2 separate regions of the Homo sapiens genome follow, and region 2 is linked to region 1. Evidence: chromatin loops called from intact Hi-C (ENCODE). Cell type or tissue: Caco-2. All regions are shown on one strand.

Region 1 (5,000 bases):
TTCCTTCCACCAGCTCCAAGACACAATGAGATGGAGAGAACTGGAACAATTCCCTATGATTGCAGCTGGATATTTTCACATGAACTATCTAGTAATGAAGGCAATGGCATGTGGTGTGGCAAAGACTGGCCCCAGATTACATTTCCAGTCCTTTTGTACTGAGGAGGGGCTTTGGGACCAAGACAGTAGGAGTGAGGGTACAGGTTCCACATTCTATTTCTCTCTTAGTTTTCTGTGGTTATCTTGGTGACTGCATGGTAAAGATGGAGGTGACAAAAGATGGAAGGAGCCTGGATCCCTGAATGACTTCATGGTGCAGAGCCTTACACTACCCCCAACTCATACTAAAACAGGGGTGGGAGGAACAATAGACCATTATTCTGTTAAGGTGCTGAAATTGTAGAGCTGTTAATTTGAACAGTTAGAGTTTCTTATACTGATACAGTATCCTTACCCTGGATTGTTGAAATAATTAGTCCAAATAGTTTCTTTGCCTAAAACTGTGGACAGAGCCTAAGCAATATTGAATCCAAGACAAGGTATATTTATCATCAAATGCTACTCACTATACAATACAGATGAATGTGGCACTTACTTCCCGTGTTGTTACCCAGCCTGCTTCTAGTATTCTTTACACAAAATAACATTCATGAGCAACCTGGGCACAAGAGGTCTCTGTCAAAATAAGTCTTTGATTTCTCTCCAGATAAACTCGTGTGTGTGTGTGTGTGTGTGTGTGTGTGTGTGCATGTCCATTTTATATTTGGTTTTAGTTACAATTCAAGGAGTCTTTCCTTTTAGACAATGGTCCATACATTCATGGAAGGCAGAACTAATCAGAGAACCTGGTTCAAAAGTTTTAGGGGATTCTTTGAGAAATGTTTCCCAGAATTTAAACTTGGGACTTGACTATAAGTATTAGTGTACAAAATCACAGAGGATATCAAAGCAAGATTCTTCCTGTTCTCCCAGAAAAAAAAATATATTCTTGGAAAATTATTTTCCTAGACTGTCAAGCTCAGAGATGGACAGTTGGCCAATGAAGGCCTCATCTACAGCAAGAATGAAGAATCTGAGCCTCAGCAGTGAAAACACTGCCTACTACTTCACTACCACCCTTTGGACTAAAACCAGAACAAACTTGCATTTAAACCATTAAAAATGCCACACACATTAAATTCTGTGCCTGGGCCAGGCAGCTCCCAAGGCAGATGGTGTGTAGTGTTGGAAAACTTGGTATTATTTAAATGAAACAAGCATTCCATTGCTCTCGATCACACTGAACAATGAAGATTTCACACCCAGCGATTCTATCATCAGTGGAGCTCTCTCTGTCTCCATTTGCAGCATTGGACAGATAAATAAATATTCTTTAGATCAAGTTAACTGCCTGATGTTTCTTAGAGAGACAGAAACTCTAATGATCAAGTTGATGTAGCAGTGGGTCATTATCATCTTCCTCTGAGACCCACTGTTTGAGGGAGAAGTGTGCAGTATGCTGCAATATGACTTTAAGAAAGTATTAACATGCCTAAGATGACTTGAAATTGCCAGTCTTCTGGGCTGTTGTGGGGGACATTGGAAGGAATCAATGAACATTTCCAGGAGATTACAGAGATCACAGGGGAAATTGTTTAGTTAGAACTGTGTACACAAAGCTGACTTTAGACACCTGCAAAAATCAGAATCATTGAAAAAAAAGAGAGAGAGAGAAAGGAAAAGATAAAAGAAAGCCAAGATGCTGTGTCCCATTCCAAGTAATACTGCTCTCCCCTTCCAATGCTTCCATACCATTCTCCAAACCTGAAGCTCCCTGGAGCCAGGTTCCATCACTAATGGGGCATCTCAGTTCCGACTAGATCATACTGGGTTGCCTGATTTGCTGGAGAACCTCAGTGAGGAGCTGCAAGTGACTTGGTTTCTGTGCTTAAGAAACAGCAGACTACAAGGCAAAGAGCATGGCAGAAGGGATCAACTCAGCTTTTGTCTCTAAAACCATCCCCATGTCTTTTGGGGATAAAGCCTGACTTTTATTCCTCCCTTGATAATCTGTCCTTTACCTCTTGGGATTTGGCATTAAGCCACTCCATAGCTTTGCTAATTCTTGGGAGGAAGGCATTTATCAGGACAAAAGAGGAACCTGCACTCTCAAAGGCTTACAGGGGCAGTCATCACGTTTGTTTGCTATCTACTCTGAAAACAATGACGTCTGGATCGCATGGGCAGAAGTCACAGGGGCCTACAAGAACCAGGCTGTGACAGCCGGGAAGCTAATGTGTGTTACCACGGAATCCACCAAGGGGAAAAACTTTGAAACATTTTAAAAATGCAGGTGCACAAATTACTCATGCCAGGAGCGGCAGTGGCACTTTGTAATAAAATCTTATGTTTATTTTCCACTGTTGAATACACATACCTTAGTGTTCCCAGAGAGGGAAGCCTACAATGCTATCCAATGAATAGTTTGCAGATGGATTAAATACATGTACCAATGAAATAAAACGTGCAGATTTGGGGCTTTTTGCCTCCTACCTTTGCTCTGGGCCCAGAGCTCCCCGATGATGACACGGGAGGTTTGTGCAAAGATCTGAAGTCAAGAAGGATTAGTTTAAAGAGTCAGATGAAAAAGGACACAAATGAAAATGCTTCTGCATGAGCCTGAAAACCAACACTTAGCAATGAGTGATTCTGACTTTGGGGCCTGTAACAAATAATAGCAAATGAGGGAAGTTTCCAGTGGCTTCACAGCAGGAGGGCAATGGCCAGGGAACCACTGTGAAACAGATCAGTCAACGGGACTTCCTGGTTCTTGAGGAAGCTTTGAAGGCAGGGAGTGTGGCATACATGTAAGGGTCTTTGTTGCTAATATTTTTTTTTGAGGCATATACTTTGCAGGGGCAAATCTTCAAGTTGCCACTTCCTGAGAACTCCCTCATTTTAGTGAATATATATTTCAAGCCCAGTAGTTGAATAGCACTATTATTGGCACTGTGCAGGAACACCAAAATGTGCAAGACAGGGACTTGAACTCACTGGAGTAATGATCTAGTGGCATTCACAAACCACATCGTGTGCAGCAGAATTCTATGAGATATTCAGACAATAAAGTGCATAGAGAGAAGGAAGAGGTCCCTCTGGCTAAGGCGATGGAAGAGATTATGAAGGGAGAGCAGGCTAGACTCTGGCCTGCAGGTAAGTAAGATGCATGAACCAATGCTTACGGAGAGGAAAGAAGAGTTGAGTTTAGGAAGGACAAGAGGACCTCTGCCGTTGCTATGCAGGCTTTGGTTTAGAGAGGAGAAGACAAGAATCTTAGAAATGCATTGAGTGTGCTGCTCTGTGGGCTCAGGAGCATAACCCAGGCTTTCCACGAGCTCTTCATTCCATACACTGCCATCTAGACACTGGGGCTTCTCATGTGCTAGGTCCTGCCAGCTTTCCCTGGGAGCCCCTCAGACCGCTACTTGAACTGGTAACGAAAAATTGAGAAGATGTGTTGACTACACACCACAAACACACACACACACACACACACACGTGCTAAACTGGCCACTCCCCTACTGACACCACCATCAGTATGTCTGGGGCTCGGCTGCCAAGGGAGTTGACCTCCTTGAGGACAGCAGAGTCCAGCCCTCTGTGCAGGGAGTTAAGCTTCTGGTGTGCCTATTTTCGTAGGGAAGAAGAAAAGAGAGGGCACAAAACGAATCTCTATCCCTGTCGAAATCCTAACAAAGGCCGGGCACGGTGGCTTGTGCCTGTAATCCCAGCACTTTGGGAAGCTGAGGCAGGCAGATCACCTGAGGTCAGGAGTTAAAGACCAGCCTGGCCAACATGGTGAAACCCCGTCTCTACTAAAAATAGAAAATTAGCCGGGGGTGGTGGTGGGAGCCTGTAATACCAGCTACTTGGGAGGCTGAGGCAGGAGAATCACTTGAATCTGGGAGGTGGAGGTTGCAGTAGCCAAGACCACGCCATTGCACTTCAGCCTGGGCGACAAGAGCAAAACTCCATCTAAAAAAAAAGAGCAAAAAACAAACAAACAAACAAACAAACAAATCCCAAAAAGACTGCACAGTGGCTGGCTTTTCTCCAGCCTGGTGACAGAATTTGCATCTGCCACAAACAGGAACCAATCTCCTGTCTATCCTAAGCTCTCATGTTTGGATTCTATTGGCCCTCCTCAGAGGTGGATGGAGGCGGCACCAAACATCGTCTAGTGGGGCACTACGTATAAGATGGTGTGGTGCTGGGAGGAGAGGACCCCTCACTGTCCCCTCACTGTCTCCTAGCAGGGACAAAGGCGAGAGCAGGGGCACAGAGCAGAATCCCAAGAGTGATTTTCTCCCTCCACCAAGCCCCCCTCACCTGTGCATGCTCCTCCCAGCCCACTCCACATCACATAATTGGCATGTGAAGATTGATCAGCAGTGGTGTGCGGCCTGCTCAACAGACGGATCAGCTGTGGCATGTGTTCAGCTGGGCAAACCTAGCACGAAGATGTTTCTGTCGGTGTGCAGGGGACAGCCGTCCATCAACAGCCATCTTGTTTTGTTTATTTGTTTAAGCAACCACAGATGCGAGAGAGAAAGAGACAGAGAGAGAGAGAGAGCAAGTGAGTGAGGAGAATATTTCCACCCCCCCTCTCCCCTACAGATCTGTCCCGAGGCTTCGAATCTTCTTTCCCACTCTAAGCACTCTGGGCCACATTCGATTCTATTTTTGTGCCCCTCTTCAACTGCAATGAGGCTTGCTTTGGCATCTGAGCTACCACCTGCCGTCTGCTCTTTAGTTCCTGTTTGCTGTAAATCTCGCTTTGGGTCTTGGGTATCTTCACAGCTAGTTCTGCAGAAGAGAAAGGAGCATTTTGGTCTTGAGGTAACTCCCAGTCGGTCTCCAGCTTCCTCCAGATGGAACTCTGCCCTGCTGTAGCCTCTGTGAAGACCAGCTGCCTCTGGCTTTAGCATTTTCCTGCAGCTAACAGGCATCAGCCCGGAGAA
Region 2 (5,000 bases), 150 kb before region 1:
CTGTGATACCATTAAATATCAGCAGTGTGCTTTGCTGTGCTTTGAGTTTATAAGGGTGAAAGGTGATTGTGCAGGAAAATGGAACAGTATATTTGCTGTGAGACAGGCACCAAGACTTCACTCCCATACTCAGTTATAATTCATGACAGTACTGGTGGGAAGCCCTTATCCCTCTGTGGAGTTAATGCATCTCCACTGAAGCCTGCTGAGAGCACCCTGCGTCCCCCCCACCATCTGTGCGCTCACTTCCTAGCTGTCTTCTCTCTTTCACTCTCTCTCTCTCTCTCTCTCTCTCTCTTACTTTTTCCTGAGATCTCTTGGTGTTAGTATAGTCAGACTGCTACTGAATTGTAAAACTGGTTCTCCAAAGCAGAATTGTCATTTAACTAGGGGAAGAGCTGGGGAGAATGTATTACAGCATTGTTTAATGTCTCATTTAGAAAATGTCGATTAGAAATTAGAGAAGCAGCAATGCCTTAAACCCGTCGCTGACTCCGAGAGCCGAGGCTGTGCTGCTAATCATCGATGAGTAAGAGGGACCCATGGCCTGAGCGTGGATGGAGGCCAGGGACACAAAACAAGGTGTGCATCACAACCCAAACTAACCAACCCTGTGCTGAACCTGAGTTCAGTGTTCTGGAAGTCGAACTTGAGTGAGACCAAGGTCCTGAGAACTGCTTGCCCACTCTGTCCATTGGCCTGGGCCAACCAGTGGCATGAGCGCCAATCCAGACCCCACGCACTGGCGCCATCTGCCATGCGATGCCACCCACTCTGAGGACCAGAACTAATTGCCTTGGAGCTACCCAAGTCTCAGTTCAAAATGATCAAACCCCTGGGTTGTACAGAACTTCACTTAAAAGAGCAGTGGTGATTTGTGCGATGCAAGCCACAGTCTAAAGTGAAAGAAGCCAAGATGGTCAAACTTGTTGCAGCCCAGAGCCGGCAGAGGGTCACAGAAATAGGTGGTTTGTTCCCACTCTGTCCTATCCCTTTGTGTTCTCTCCCACCTCCCCCGCCCTCTGCACTCCCACTTTCTGCTGGGAGCCCAGAAGGTGATGGGACATGCAGAGGGCGTGTGCTGAAACAAAGGATGAAACTGCACCTCGTTCATAGCCAACCCAAGATTAATGTGCAACGTTTCATAGTATATATTCTTGCCATACTCCATTGTTAGTACTCCTTTTAAAAGATAAATCAAATCCGGGTCTGAAATACCAGTGTATGCATTTAACAGATGTGATGCCATAGGGGACCTACTGTGTTATAAGCTGCAGAAATGGCCTTTTTATGCCTTAGACTCCACTTATTCCAAAGGGGCTTTAGAACTGCAGCGGCGGGGTGAGAGGTCATGCATTAAGACAGCAGCACCCACGCATAATTCTGCCTCGCGTGTAATTGGCTCACGGTCTCATTCTGATGTTTGGGTGGCATTAGTCACATCGTCTCGTTCATCCTGCAAAGGAAAAGTAGGGCAAGAATGGCCGTGTTCACTGTCCAGGTTTTCTTGGGTGAAAGATCACTTTGAGATGACACAGCTGAGTAGTCAGCCTGAAATCCTGGTTGGTATTTTATTAATTTTGCACCAAGATAAATCCTGAAATTCTGACAAACTCCATGACAGGTGAAATTCCTTCTTTCAGAATCTGCGCAGCAAGAGGCTGCTCATTTCGTTCTGTTCCGAGGCAGGCAACAGGAGGGCAGCTTTATAATCAGCCCTCAAAGGACCCCCAGCCGCCCCAGAGTCTCGGGCTGATTGAATAACTCCTGGGCCTCTTCCCCTAGGCCTCCATCAGCGGGGGCCCTGTGGAAAGCCATCTCCCGCAGACTGGCACTGAAGTGAGCTTTAAACCACCATTTTCTGCTCTCCAGAGGAGCCCGGAGTACTAAAAGATAGATGGACTGCAGATATTTTATGAGAAACTGTCAGAAGAAGAGCAGAGTAAATGTTTTTTTTTTCTTCTTCTTTGAGTCACACACTACATCACTGTTGAATTTCTCCCAGAATCTTTTACATTTCAAGTGAGAAATTAATTGGTTGCTAACCTTTAATTCTCCCCGCCTCCCTCTTCTTCGTTGTCTTCCTCTTTTTTTTCTTAAATATTCACACAGAGGCCCTCTGCTTAACCACAGTTGCAGAAAATCAGTACCATTTGCAATGAAATATTTATAATGACAGAATGAAAAATTGGATTCATTTTCTGGACTGTAGCCGAACAGTCTGCAACTTTGGTGCGGCATTGTTTAGCATCTCTCATCCCTCCCTTTCATTGGCGTCGTTTTCGGAAACATAACGCATGGACGTTCACCTATGCTTTGGAGGGATGCCTACCAAAACACAGAGCCTGTTTTTACTCTTAAAAAAAACATAAGAGGAGAAAGGCACATGTTTGTGTTGTGCTGCTATGTGGGGGGCACGCGGATGTGGCCCATAAAAAGGTAGAGAGGACGTGAACTCTGTCAAAAGGAAGGGCGTGCTTGCTCTGTAGGGAAGAGCTGGGAGAAGTTTATAAGGAATACAGGAGACAGTCTGGCCTGGACTTTGTAGCAGAGCACAAATAGCAATCAGCATGCCATCGTATCTTGGGGCAGATTTATAAGGGGAACGGGAAGGCAGAACAGAGGTGAGTAAATACACGTTGAATAACATAGCTCACGTTCTTTCTTCCCTTCAGTGTTTGCTGTGTAGGCTTTCCTTGCCATGTGACCCTTGTATTCAGAGCTGTCTCCTAACCCGGGCTGATGACCGCATTTTTTAAGAGATAAGAGATGAAAGGATTTTGCTAGGACAGCCCAGTGTTGTATTTTAAACAAGTCTGCCTCACAAGTGTGAGGGCCACAACAATACACTGACTCTTATTACAGGGCTGGGTAGGATTTGTAGCAAGCTGCCTAGGCAGTACATTTGGGTCTAGCAAATAAGTTTGTACTCACTACTCCACAGACAGGCCCAAAGAGCCTGCCTGTTTCTTCTCCCTCCGTTGGAACAGAACAAGGGATTATACCCTATAAGGGGGCCATCCCAGCCTTCCATCCCAGGCCTCTGTGTTAACTTTTCTTTGTCCTTTTTGGAACACTGGGTTTAATTAGTTTTAGTGTTGTTTTATTTTGATGGTTTTTCAAAAGTGAAAATAGTTCAGGTAGATTCAAGCGTCAATACAAATAGCCTCAAATTCCAATATTGGAGGTTTCCTTCACTGAATTTGCATCATGCAATTGCCAACTCCACAAGATCAATAATCCATATTTTATTATATAATAAAGGCTGCCTGTAAGTGAATTGGCTCATTCATTCCATCTGATTAGCTCGATTGTATTCATGGAGAGAAAAAAGAATACAAACTTACCTTCACCAAAATATTGCATTATTTGGATATAAAAAGCTTCCAGCACTATAAAACAATTGCATAGGGATAAGAGATAATTCATTTCAATATTTGTTTACCCTAAGAAGAATATGACTCCTATCATCCTGCAATTTTTGGTGACAACTTTAAGTTTCACATCCATTGCGTGGAACTGGTCTCCGGTCAGCCTGGTCTGAGCACCCTGTAACAGGTCTTTCTTCCAACCAACAGCAAGAATCCCACTCCAGAATTCTGAAAAACAACTGGGATAAACAGTCTTTTTCTTTTATAACCCTTGGAGAGATTCACCTTTTACTTACCCTAAGGCCATTTCCTCTTATTCATCCACGGATTACCATTTTCGAGGTTTTTGAACGCTCACTGTGTTCTCTGAAGCAAAATCTTAGCACAGATTTGTGCCCACTAAGGTGATGAGAAACACTGAGCAGGAAAGGAGTGGTTCATTACTGGGATCTCTCAAGATCATGATGCTTAGTTTAACTTGTGGGTGACACATACTTTCTCAGAGGCTTGGAGGTTTTATACAGGCTTCCAGATTTGTCGTTTCATTGCATTCCAAAAAAAAATGATTTTGAGAAATATGCTGACAGTTCAGCATGAAATGATGTGTGTTCTGACACACACTGCATTGCAGCTTAGGAATCTAGCCTGAAGTAATTTTTCTGTAGCGTTTCTAGGACTCTGATTCAGGGGAGAAAAAGAAGTTCCCTTTAAAGCATATGTTTTAGGATGTGACAATAACTTTTCTCCTGCGCCGTGCGTGGATTCAGTAGACTGTTTCCACTTAACCCTTATTATTGTTTTCTTTCTTGAGTGCCAGGGTTAAGGAGAAGAAATTTTTTCTTCCATTAGTTTTTCAACAACTTAGGTGAGTCTGAAATATATACCCAAGTAAATGGGAACTGTAATAGTGGTGTGTTCAGAATCAATCTCCTCTGCAGGCCAGGCAAGGAACATTGAATAGCGTTCATTTATGTACTGCCAGATGTATTTCTGCATGTGACTGGGCTCGCCAAACCGCTTTGAATGATTTTCAGTGTTATTAAGCAAACTCACAGGAGCAACAGGACTTGTGACAGAAGTAAAGAGCCCGGTGGCAGGAGTCATTGGTGAAGGAAAGTTGCACGGAAAGAGAAGCACCACAATGCAGACTCTATTTTAATATCTGAGCTAACAACTCTCTGGGAATATTTCTCTTCCTCTTGTCCAGCTCCTTCTGTGTTGTGGCTGGTTTGCATTTGTGTTTGAAATGCCAGGCGGTTTAATGAAGTTATTCTTTTATAAATTTTGCAACACTGAAGCAAGCATGAGGGCTTTAAATTAGAATAAGTGCCACTTCTGTATGGCAGGTTCCTTTGAGGACTGATTAGAATGAGGCCTCCCGTTGCCTGGCCCTTTATGCATGGCAGTGTTGCTGTGTGTTCTTGTTTACGGCTCACCTTTGAATTTGCATGAGTTTGCACCATGCCTGCCGCCTGGCCCTCTGTTAGTCAGGACTGTCTTTCTTTCAGGATCATGTTAAATACTTCACTTTAAAGAGATTTTTTTAATTATATTGCTTTATTGTAATGAATTAAAATTAACTTGGAGTAGCAAATTATTTAAGGATGTGAGGGTTATAGATTACTCTCA

What was found. Peaks named below come from ENCODE experiments on the same cell type or tissue, not always from the same donor. Only the 100,000 strongest peaks of a DNase experiment are listed, where the experiment ranks them.
Region 2: it touches region 1 in a loop (12-fold over the local background); 1 of 110 quality-filtered maps calls a loop at or near these places.

What each region holds. Positions count from the first base shown.
Region 1 is chr18:24,928,441-24,933,440 of GRCh38, reverse strand. It overlaps LINC01894 (long intergenic non-protein coding RNA 1894), which reads left to right. Exons shown (of 2, transcript NR_146903.1): 2 at 1-667. Among named protein-coding and RNA genes, the nearest start is that of LINC01894, 57 kb to the left of the region's middle. In Caco-2, no CTCF peak of the experiment used is centred here; DNase peaks (open chromatin) are centred at 2,250 and 2,550.
Region 2 is chr18:25,074,900-25,079,899 of GRCh38, reverse strand. All of the region lies in intron 7 of ZNF521 (zinc finger protein 521), which reads left to right. Among named protein-coding and RNA genes, the nearest start is that of LINC01894, 89 kb to the right of the region's middle. In Caco-2, no CTCF peak of the experiment used is centred here; a DNase peak (open chromatin) is centred at 2,679.